2 separate regions of the Homo sapiens genome follow, and region 1 is linked to region 2. A link is an interaction called in ENCODE POLR2A ChIA-PET data of the cell type or tissue named here. Cell type or tissue: MCF 10A. All regions are shown on one strand. Links, peaks and the distances in the headings refer to the core of each region. The heading gives the core; the rest is flanking DNA. Region 1 has its middle 73 kb from the start of LINC00954. Region 2 overlaps WDR35 (WD repeat domain 35).

Region 1 (4,406 bases), core at 263-4,262, 120 kb before region 2:
CCACATCAAGCAGCCCACCAAGGTGTTGGAACTAGGAGCAGGGTCAGCAGCAAAGGTGGCCTCTCAGGGATTACACAGGTTCTGGAAGTCCTTCAGGAAACTGAAGCTAAGGGGTTCTCCTGCCAGTCTCCAGATATCCAGCACATCTGTCTGTCCTATCAGCTTTTCTGCTATTTCCTGTACTCACCCAAATATGATGGAAGAGGAGGAATCTAGAAAAGACCCAGAGAAAAGTAATAAAGCCTGAGAATGGCTCTGGCCAGCTGTGTGGACGGTTACACTCCAGCATGCGGCAAGCCTGGAGGAGAACATGCAGGACAAGGGCTGAGGCTCTGCTCCAGACACCCTATGCTGGGAGGTGTCTGTGGCCACCACTGAGTTATATGCTGTCACTACACCGCATAAGAAACAATGAAGATGCCAATGTCATTGTCAATAACTCTGAATACATTCCACCCACATCACCAGTTGGGTTTGGCTGACTTATCCTCTTAAGAGATTGCCCAGAGTCACTCACTGAAGATGCCATTCAGGTATTGCTATGGTAGAAACTCCAACGCAGGTGGACCTAGCTGATCATGTGAGCCCAACCTCAGTGTCCAGGCAAGGATTCCTTGATGTTGAGTCTGGCAGGCCCCCTGTGTAATTTGTACTCTAGGTCCCAACAGATAGTGAAGTCACCTTAGATCGCAACAGCATCTAAGGGATATCAAACAAATTGTTATTTTAAAACCTAGGCGGCCAGGTGCAATGGCTCATGCCTGTAATCCCAGCACTTTGGGAGGTGGAAGTGGGCGGATCATGAGGTCAGGAGTTAGAGACCAGCCTGGCCAACATGGTGAAACCCCATCTCTACTAAAAATACAAAAATTAGCCAGGCATGGTGGTGGGCGCCTGTAATCCCAGCTACTCGGGAGGCAGAGGCAGGAGAATCGCTTGAACCCTTGAGGCGGAGGTTGCAGTGAGCCGACACTGCGCCATTATACTGCACCCTGGGTGACGGAGCGAGACTCCATCCCAAAAAAAAAAAAAAAACCTAGGCTCTCAAATAAAAGCCCAAAGACTCTCCATTGCCATTACAAATTTCATATACACTCATTAGTAAAACTCTCTACAGTCTTAGCTCAACCCACTTTTTCATACGCTGGAGACCCGCTTGCTCCCCAGCATATACACTGTACTACAGCCCCATCAGACTTTCTTCCTAGTCCTTTTACCAGGAATTCTCTTCCTCCATCAAAGCCATCTCCCTTTGCCTTTTGCTGAGCTCTTATTCATCCTCCAAACCCATCAAAAGCTTCCTCCAAGAAGTCTTTTTCATCATCTCTGGACTATCTTCTCTGCAAAACACCCAAAGAATTTCTTTTGTATCTATTTTATGGTTCTGATGCTCATAAACATCAAATTGTATTAGCATCAGCAATTTCCCTAAATAGGAACTAAGCTCCCGCTTCCAGCCATATATATAGAAAGCAAAACAGAAAGATCTGAGTCCTCAAGACCCCAGGGATAAAAGACTTTCACACTCTCTTCTATTCACACAATTATAATTCAGCTTCATTTTTTTGTCTTAATAAAAAGCATTTGCAATGTTGCTAATGTTCCTCCGGGCCTGTAAACATTTTTACTCCAAACACGTCAGCTGCAAAATGTTGGAGCCCCACTCAGAGAAAGAACAAGAAATCCAGATTCGCTTCTAGCCAACAGCCAGGGTGGGAGTTGAGACCCCACTCTGAGCAAGCTGCCCAGCACCTGGGTGGGCATGTGCAATCCAATACAGGCAGACCCCAACTAGTAAAATGAGGGGGGGAAGAGAGGATGTTTTTGTTCTTTTAGAAAAGGGCCCCCAATGGTATATATAAAGCCCCACGAAATATTTCACAGCTCACATCAAGAAGCGGAAAGCACCTTGATATTCAGACCCCTGACTGCTGCCAGGGTCCAAAGCCGTCCCTTAGCCTCAACTTCACACTTGCCAGAGGACAAAGCCAACTAGACCATGTGAAACCCGCATGCCTTCGCCACCTCTTAGCTGCCTAGAGGGACAATTAAATTAAAAATATAATGACTTTACACCAGAAGGAAGTTTATCCAAACCACACATGAAAAGTCGATTTCTGATTTCGTAGCCACACCTCTGTACTGCTTGGTTAAAGACCAAACAATTGTGAAACGTAGAGAAGAACGATGAGCAAGTCGTGAATGTGGGTTTCTGTTTCCCAGTAATCTTTTTCAGACTTTAGAAATGCCTACGGTTTCTGGAGATATGAGTGTCTAAGTATAACGAGAATATGTTTGGATTTCACACATTCTTATTTTACAGCAGAAATCCTTGGTAAGTGAGGAAGTCCCGTGAAAGCTGAAAAATCATTGGCTTTGACAATAGACCTATAAATAGAAGGCACAGGAATCATGAATATGCTAATGGATTTTCCCTGCTATGGCCTTGCGGTATTGAGGTTTTAGCCCTAACATGTACATCAATTGGTGCCAAGTTTAACCATCCTGCAATCTTCAGCAGGAATCCCTGCTTTACATGGAACAAGCGGCATGAATCACAGATGTTAGGGGAGGGCCCAGGATTTCTGAATCAGAAAACTGTCTCCCTGCAAATTTTTGATGATTTAGTACTTGGGTAAATGTTCTCTCTAAAATGGACCAGTAATCAGGTGGTTCAAAGCTTATGAGTACAATAGAAATTTAAATATTTTCTAGCTTAACACATTACATAAGGATAAATCAGCCAACAGACATTTATGGATCCATGGAGCATCTATAATAAATGGGTCTTAACTTTACTGGAATGTAAGCCCTATGAGGGCAAGGATGTATCCACCATGGAGTGGATAAAAGAGTGATGGGCACATGGTAGGTGTTGATACTTATCTATTGGATTAATTGGGTGGTTGATTCATTAATTAATTAAACTGTATTACTGAAGGAGAATATCATTTCAGGGGATCCCCAGCTGTCCTAGGAAATATGACACCAACTGAACACATGGAACTTGCTATAAAGAAAGGCAGCAGAGGGAAGACTTACCTGTTTCCAGTACAGTAACCCTGCTGAAGGAGCAATGGTGGGCAGTCAAGTTACCCCTCATTCATTCACTCAACACTCACCAACCTAGTTCTTACTGTGCTCCCAGCTCCAGGTCAGGGCAGAACTATAGACATGGCCAGAACACCACTGTCAGAAATAGCATCTTTAACCCATCAATCCAACCCATCCATGACAGGCTCTGAATGCCTGTCCAGCCTAGATAGGGGGTAAGGGTGGGGGATGCCCACAGAGAAGTGCAGGGCCCAGCCATCTCGTGGGAGCTGGACGTCCAGCCAATGCACAATATGAGCACATGTGTCCCTTTGACTTCAGCTCTTCCTCAGGTCCATGTGTTTTGCCCCAGGGATGTGCAAAAATCTGAAGGGAGATCACAGATGTTGTGCAGGAACAGAATGTGTGTGTAGCAAAGCAAATGAGGGCATCTTGGAAAGCTGGCGAGGACCAAGTCACAGAGGACCTTGGATGCAGAAAGGATAAAACAAGCAAGAATTTTAAAGTTGTAAGGAACGTTGGGCAGAGTGGTTAAGGAGACAGACTTTGAATCACATTGACTTGGGTTAGAATCCAAGTTTTGCAGATTAGCAATCATGGTATGCTGAACAAGTTAAACTCATTTGATCTCAGTTTCCTTGTCTGTAAAACACAAGCAATGCTATGAATGCCTTGTAGAGTCATTACCTCTTCCTAGTAAGCTTCCAATAAACTGTAGCTGGTTTACAAATGGTGTGTGGGATCAGGTAGCTGAAAGTACATACATACCCTGTTCTCGTCTCCCCACCACACACACACCTACTTCAGTTCACGGTAGGCACTCTGCCTGAATTACAGGTCCCCTTGTCTGCTGCAATCAGTTCACCTCCTGATGCTATCTCCTCTAGGAAGCATTCCTTGGTTAGCTCAGCAGGGTGTGATCTCCCCTGTCTGAGAACCCATAATGCTACATTTCTACATCTCTGGCAGGCTGTGATGCAATTCTGCCTTGTACCATAGAAATCTGTGTTCTGTTTAAATCTGCTCCATCAGACCAAAACGTCTTTGAGAGTTACTACCATCCTTTACACCTTCATAGGCCCCACTGTGACTCATAGATAGCCTGCTTTGATGCATGTCTATTTGATTGAGTCCAGATCTCCACGAGTTTTGCAGGTGAGGAAACTAGACTCTAGATCTTCCAGCCCATCGGGGTAGAATGGAGGCCTTTGGCCTCAGGCTCCCACACCTAAGCTCTGTTTCAGAATCATCAGAGAGACATTTCATTTGATCATGGAATGGAGCAGTCCCGCAGATCAAGCTCAGCCCTCGGAAGGAGCAGAGGCAGTGGGAAAGGCTGAAGGCTCCACTGT
Region 2 (4,354 bases), core at 355-4,354:
GCTTCCCAAAGCCTTTTAATGTCTACTTTCTTTTAATTTTAAAGAAATCTCTTAAGAACAAATACTGATTTTGGTACGAAGAAACCAATTATACAAATTCCTTCAGTGTCACTTCAGTTTTTTTCATCTCTTACATTCAACTAAAATATTTTATTTATAAAGATCAACTAATTTTACTTTCTCATCTATACCGTTATGTATTTTTGAAAATTTCTGCCATGAACATTTTTGCTTTTTTTTTTAATTATTATTATTTTTTGAGACGGAGTCTTGCTCTGTCGCCCAGGCTGGAGTGCAGTGGCACTATCTTGGCTCACTGCAAGCTCTGCCTCCCGGGTTCATGCCATTCTCCTGCCTCAGCCTCCCAAGTAGCTGGGACTACAGGCGTCCGCCACCACGCCCAGCTAATTTTTTGTATTTTTAGTAGAGACGGGGTTTCACCACGTTAGCCAGGATGGTCTCAATCTCCTGACGTCGTGATCCGCCCGCCTCAGCCTCCCAAAGTGCTGGGATTATAGGCGTGAGCCACTGCGCCTGGCCTGCTTTTTATATTCAAAAAAAAAAAAACCAGTAAATATTAGTTTCTTAGAGAAAAAAATGAATTGAGAAAATGGTCTTTAAAATAGACAGTAGAGGCAATACAATATTCCTATTTTCATTTTGAAACTGAGTAGAAAATCTTGGAGCTACATTATCAAATGTAGTATTCTTTATTTTCTCTTATAGGTCTAGTAGGACATAATTTCCTTCGTTCCTAAATGAGAACTCAGCATGACCATTAAGGAGTAGCTCACAGCAACCTCCAATATCTGACATTTGCCTAGTGCCTCTGGAAGGTTGTTGGGGTTTTTCCCCCCTTGTTTGGTAGCAAAAGTGGTATTGTATATCTATTGTACCTCCTGCTCCCTTTTCCCCTTCTCCACTCTGGAGCCCAATACCCTCCTAACCAACCCCCATCAGAATACTTAAATGAAGACACAGCAAACACCGTGTTCTCCGTAAGTTATAGATAAAGAAAACGTGGAATAAACACAAGTTATTTTTTTCTTCAATGTTTATTATTTTCGTATTTTTTCACTTAATACTACATAAAATCTAAGATCTCAGCTCTTGGAATACAGAAAAATAGTTTCAAAGTGTATTTTAGCAAAACAATTTATAATGAAATTAGCATTTGTGAATTAAGCATGTCAACATTACTGTGTTGCTTGTTAGGCACACTGCTTATTTGTACAGCTTTATCAGTCAGTTCCATCATTTCAATATTTTGGCCCACCACACCACTTTGAAACATGTAATGAAGGGCAAGTTTTATAATAAAAAAAACAACTTGGCATTACTCAACGGGAAGTCAGTACATGTTTTTTGCAAGGAGAACAACATAACTGTTTAATGATGCTGTCTTCAATATACTACCTAATTCTGTTTATGCAACTTCTCACCAGGTAATTGTTTTTTATGGTCAGTTTTGCTTTTCTTTGTCCCCCTAGTCAAGGGAGAGTTTGTTAGTGTTGTTATCTGGAAATTTCCTTCATGTCGAATAAAACCAACTAGATTGACTCATAATATAGGTGTTTTCTCTAGTACCATTTACACAGAAGACAAAGGTCCCCAAGACATTATGGCAGATCATTAAAACTTTCACAGATATAGATACCAAAGAGGCATAAGCTTTTACAAAAGTAAAAAAGATGTGCCTGTCTATATACATATGCGCGCACACACACACGCACACAAAATTAGGTCCACAAGGTATGAGAGGTTGTTTTTAGAGATACTGGTTTCTGGATCCAACTGAATGAGAAATATCAACTAGATATTGTTTAAATATCAACTAGATCCAGCAACTTAGGATCTACCTGGAATAATTCGTTGGTGGGAAAATTCTAGGGCTCAGGCAGCACAGAATTAGGGGGAAATGAGAAGCCTCCAAAAGAGAGTTTCCAAAGTTAGGTGAAGTCTGAGGAGTCAACAGGTGATTCTAGAACTAAAGCAAATGAAAGTGCAACCAACAAATCACAGTAAGGGGCTAGAGGCATGACAATCGAATGAATTCTCAGCTGATTCCTGAGACAGGAAAGGGAAAGAAGAGATACTCAAGCATTAGACCATGGACTAAGAATTGCAGCTCTGACCAAACTGTCCTGCAGGAACCTTTCAGACAGGCAGAACTAATAAGTGTGCCATCCCTACAACCCTGAACATTTCTCTTTCCTTGATGAAGCAGAGAATAGTCTCATCCCTAAAAACAGAAAGTCCTGTGGAAAGATGCAAGTTCAACAGGAGATGTACTGTCTTAGACAGACTTCTTTGTTAGGATGTGATTTTCTGATTTGGGGAAATTTCCCATTCTGGTATAGAACAAATGAGAAAGCTGGAATTCATTGTGTTACATTTAGGTAAGTAAGTTAGTAACCTAGGAGACTTATTAGGCAAAGTTAATAGAGCGTGTATGTGTGACCACAGATAGAAAGGAGCAAGAGATACCAAATATTCATGAAGCACTAAAAATATGAAAAGCCACAAAGATACCAAATATTCATGATACACTAAGTATGCATGAGACATATAAAGCCTTCAGTATGTGTGAGAAGTTGATTCAATTACCCACTGGTGACACTCATTCTGGCCTGTCCTTACCCAAGAAATACAATAAAATTCATGACTGCTCAGCAGACTAATAGGCAAGCTATTGCTGTGGTGAAGTGTACTTGCCCCTGACACCCTTCTATAGAGCAAGTGTACATCGTTGGCCTCAGGCACATTTCATCTGATTGAGTCATCTGGCTCAAGCGGCCACTCTGGTCCTTTTTGTAACCCGACTATTAGGGGAAAGCGTATGTGACAGAATGTGAGTCAGGACATAAAAACATTACAAAACCCAGGATTCAGGTGTTGCGGTCTTTCCACTCCACTGGCACGTTACACTAACAGTGTTAATCTATCATTGCTTTCTCCTTGTTCCTCACTGTGTATTGCAAATTGGTTCAATAAACCAATGTATTTTGAGAATTTTTATTTGGTTTATAAGGCTTTCTGTTCCATGACCTCTGGAATAGCTTGCGAGGCAGTCTATTTAGAGGCTACCATTGTACCAAGGTAATTTTCCACGAGGCGCATGAATAGAGACAGAGACCTCAAAGACTTCTGGTCTTCTCTTTTTATTTAGGCCAATGAGCCCACTCTCTATCCTAAGCTCATCTAGGCTCTAAATCTCTTCTCATAGCTCACTATTCCCAATCTGCAACATGCTGAACTTGTCTCTGTCTCTACAAGACAAAAACATATGAGATTGAGAAAGTGTATTGTAGCTGCAAAAACAAAGTTGCGTATCTCTATGTATTGCCTCTACTATATGTAAGCCAAACCTCAATAAAATAATCTTGATGAAATAGTGCAAAGGTCTGGTCTTTAGCCACAAAATGGGAATTCATGAGAAATAAACAGAGAACATTATTAGCTATGTAAAAGACATAAGAAATGATCCATTATGGATCACAACTGTTTATCTTTCAAATTAATAATAAATGAAAACAGACGCATATCAAGAAAAAATCACTCCCTCAACAATACTTGTGTAAATAAACGGTCCAACTTAGTGACAATGTTTCAACAGAAGCTATAACTACAAAATGGATATTTCTGTTTAAGTTATCTTCATTATAAATAGAGGCAAGTTTTCTGCACAATCATATGAAAGTGTAAATTCCAAATGCCATCTCTTAAATGAGACTAAAAGGACAGGTTTTAAAATAGAAGAATAGGGCTATTAGAAACAATTCAGATTGTAAAAAATGTCTTAAAATGCCATCGCCTCACTTCTGAAAATACAATAAAGAAGACATTCGACACTTATTTAATTAAATATGGCTATAGAGAAAGCTCATTTCATTATTACAATTGTTTAACTTCCTTGTAACATGGGTTATAAAAATTCTCTAAATTCAACTTTGCCCCACTCCCATGCTTCCCCCACTCCCTACTCCCTTCAAGATTTTTTAATGAATTCAGTTACCTTGACACTGTGAGAAAAAAATTTATTTGGAATATTTCCATGGTATCATGTAACCAAAAACAAGATAAACAAAAGAGAGAGGGTGAGAGAAAACATGGTTGATTTTCATACATTTATATGAAAATCGGCCTTATTATTTCACAGTTGTATTGCCATAAAAATTATTTTATTAACATATATTTTGTGCAAAAATTCAACTATAAATAATGAGGCTGATTTTCATACAAAACTCACAGAAATAAACCTTATTACATATACAGCATATAGCCATGTATATATGCTACATATATTTTACAGTTATATACAGTTTATCATTCCTTTATCCCACTGGACTATGGC

Evidence for each region. Peaks named below come from ENCODE experiments on the same cell type or tissue, not always from the same donor. Only the 100,000 strongest peaks of a DNase experiment are listed, where the experiment ranks them.
Region 1: POLR2A ChIA-PET joins it to region 2 with 6 read pairs; 2 of 35 experiments call an interaction of 5 or more read pairs at or near these places.

What each region holds. Positions count from the first base shown.
Region 1 is chr2:19,794,047-19,798,452 of GRCh38, forward strand. No RefSeq gene overlaps it. Among named protein-coding and RNA genes, the nearest start is that of LINC00954, 73 kb to the right of the region's middle. In MCF 10A, for the core only: no CTCF peak of the experiment used is centred there; DNase peaks (open chromatin) are centred at 2,205 and 2,505.
Region 2 is chr2:19,909,224-19,913,577 of GRCh38, forward strand. It overlaps WDR35 (WD repeat domain 35), which reads right to left. Exons shown (of 27, transcript NM_020779.4): 27 at 1,040-4,354. The coding sequence ends at 4,335. Among named protein-coding and RNA genes, the nearest start is that of TTC32, 9.4 kb to the left of the region's middle. In MCF 10A, for the core only: no CTCF peak of the experiment used is centred there; a DNase peak (open chromatin) is centred at 2,778.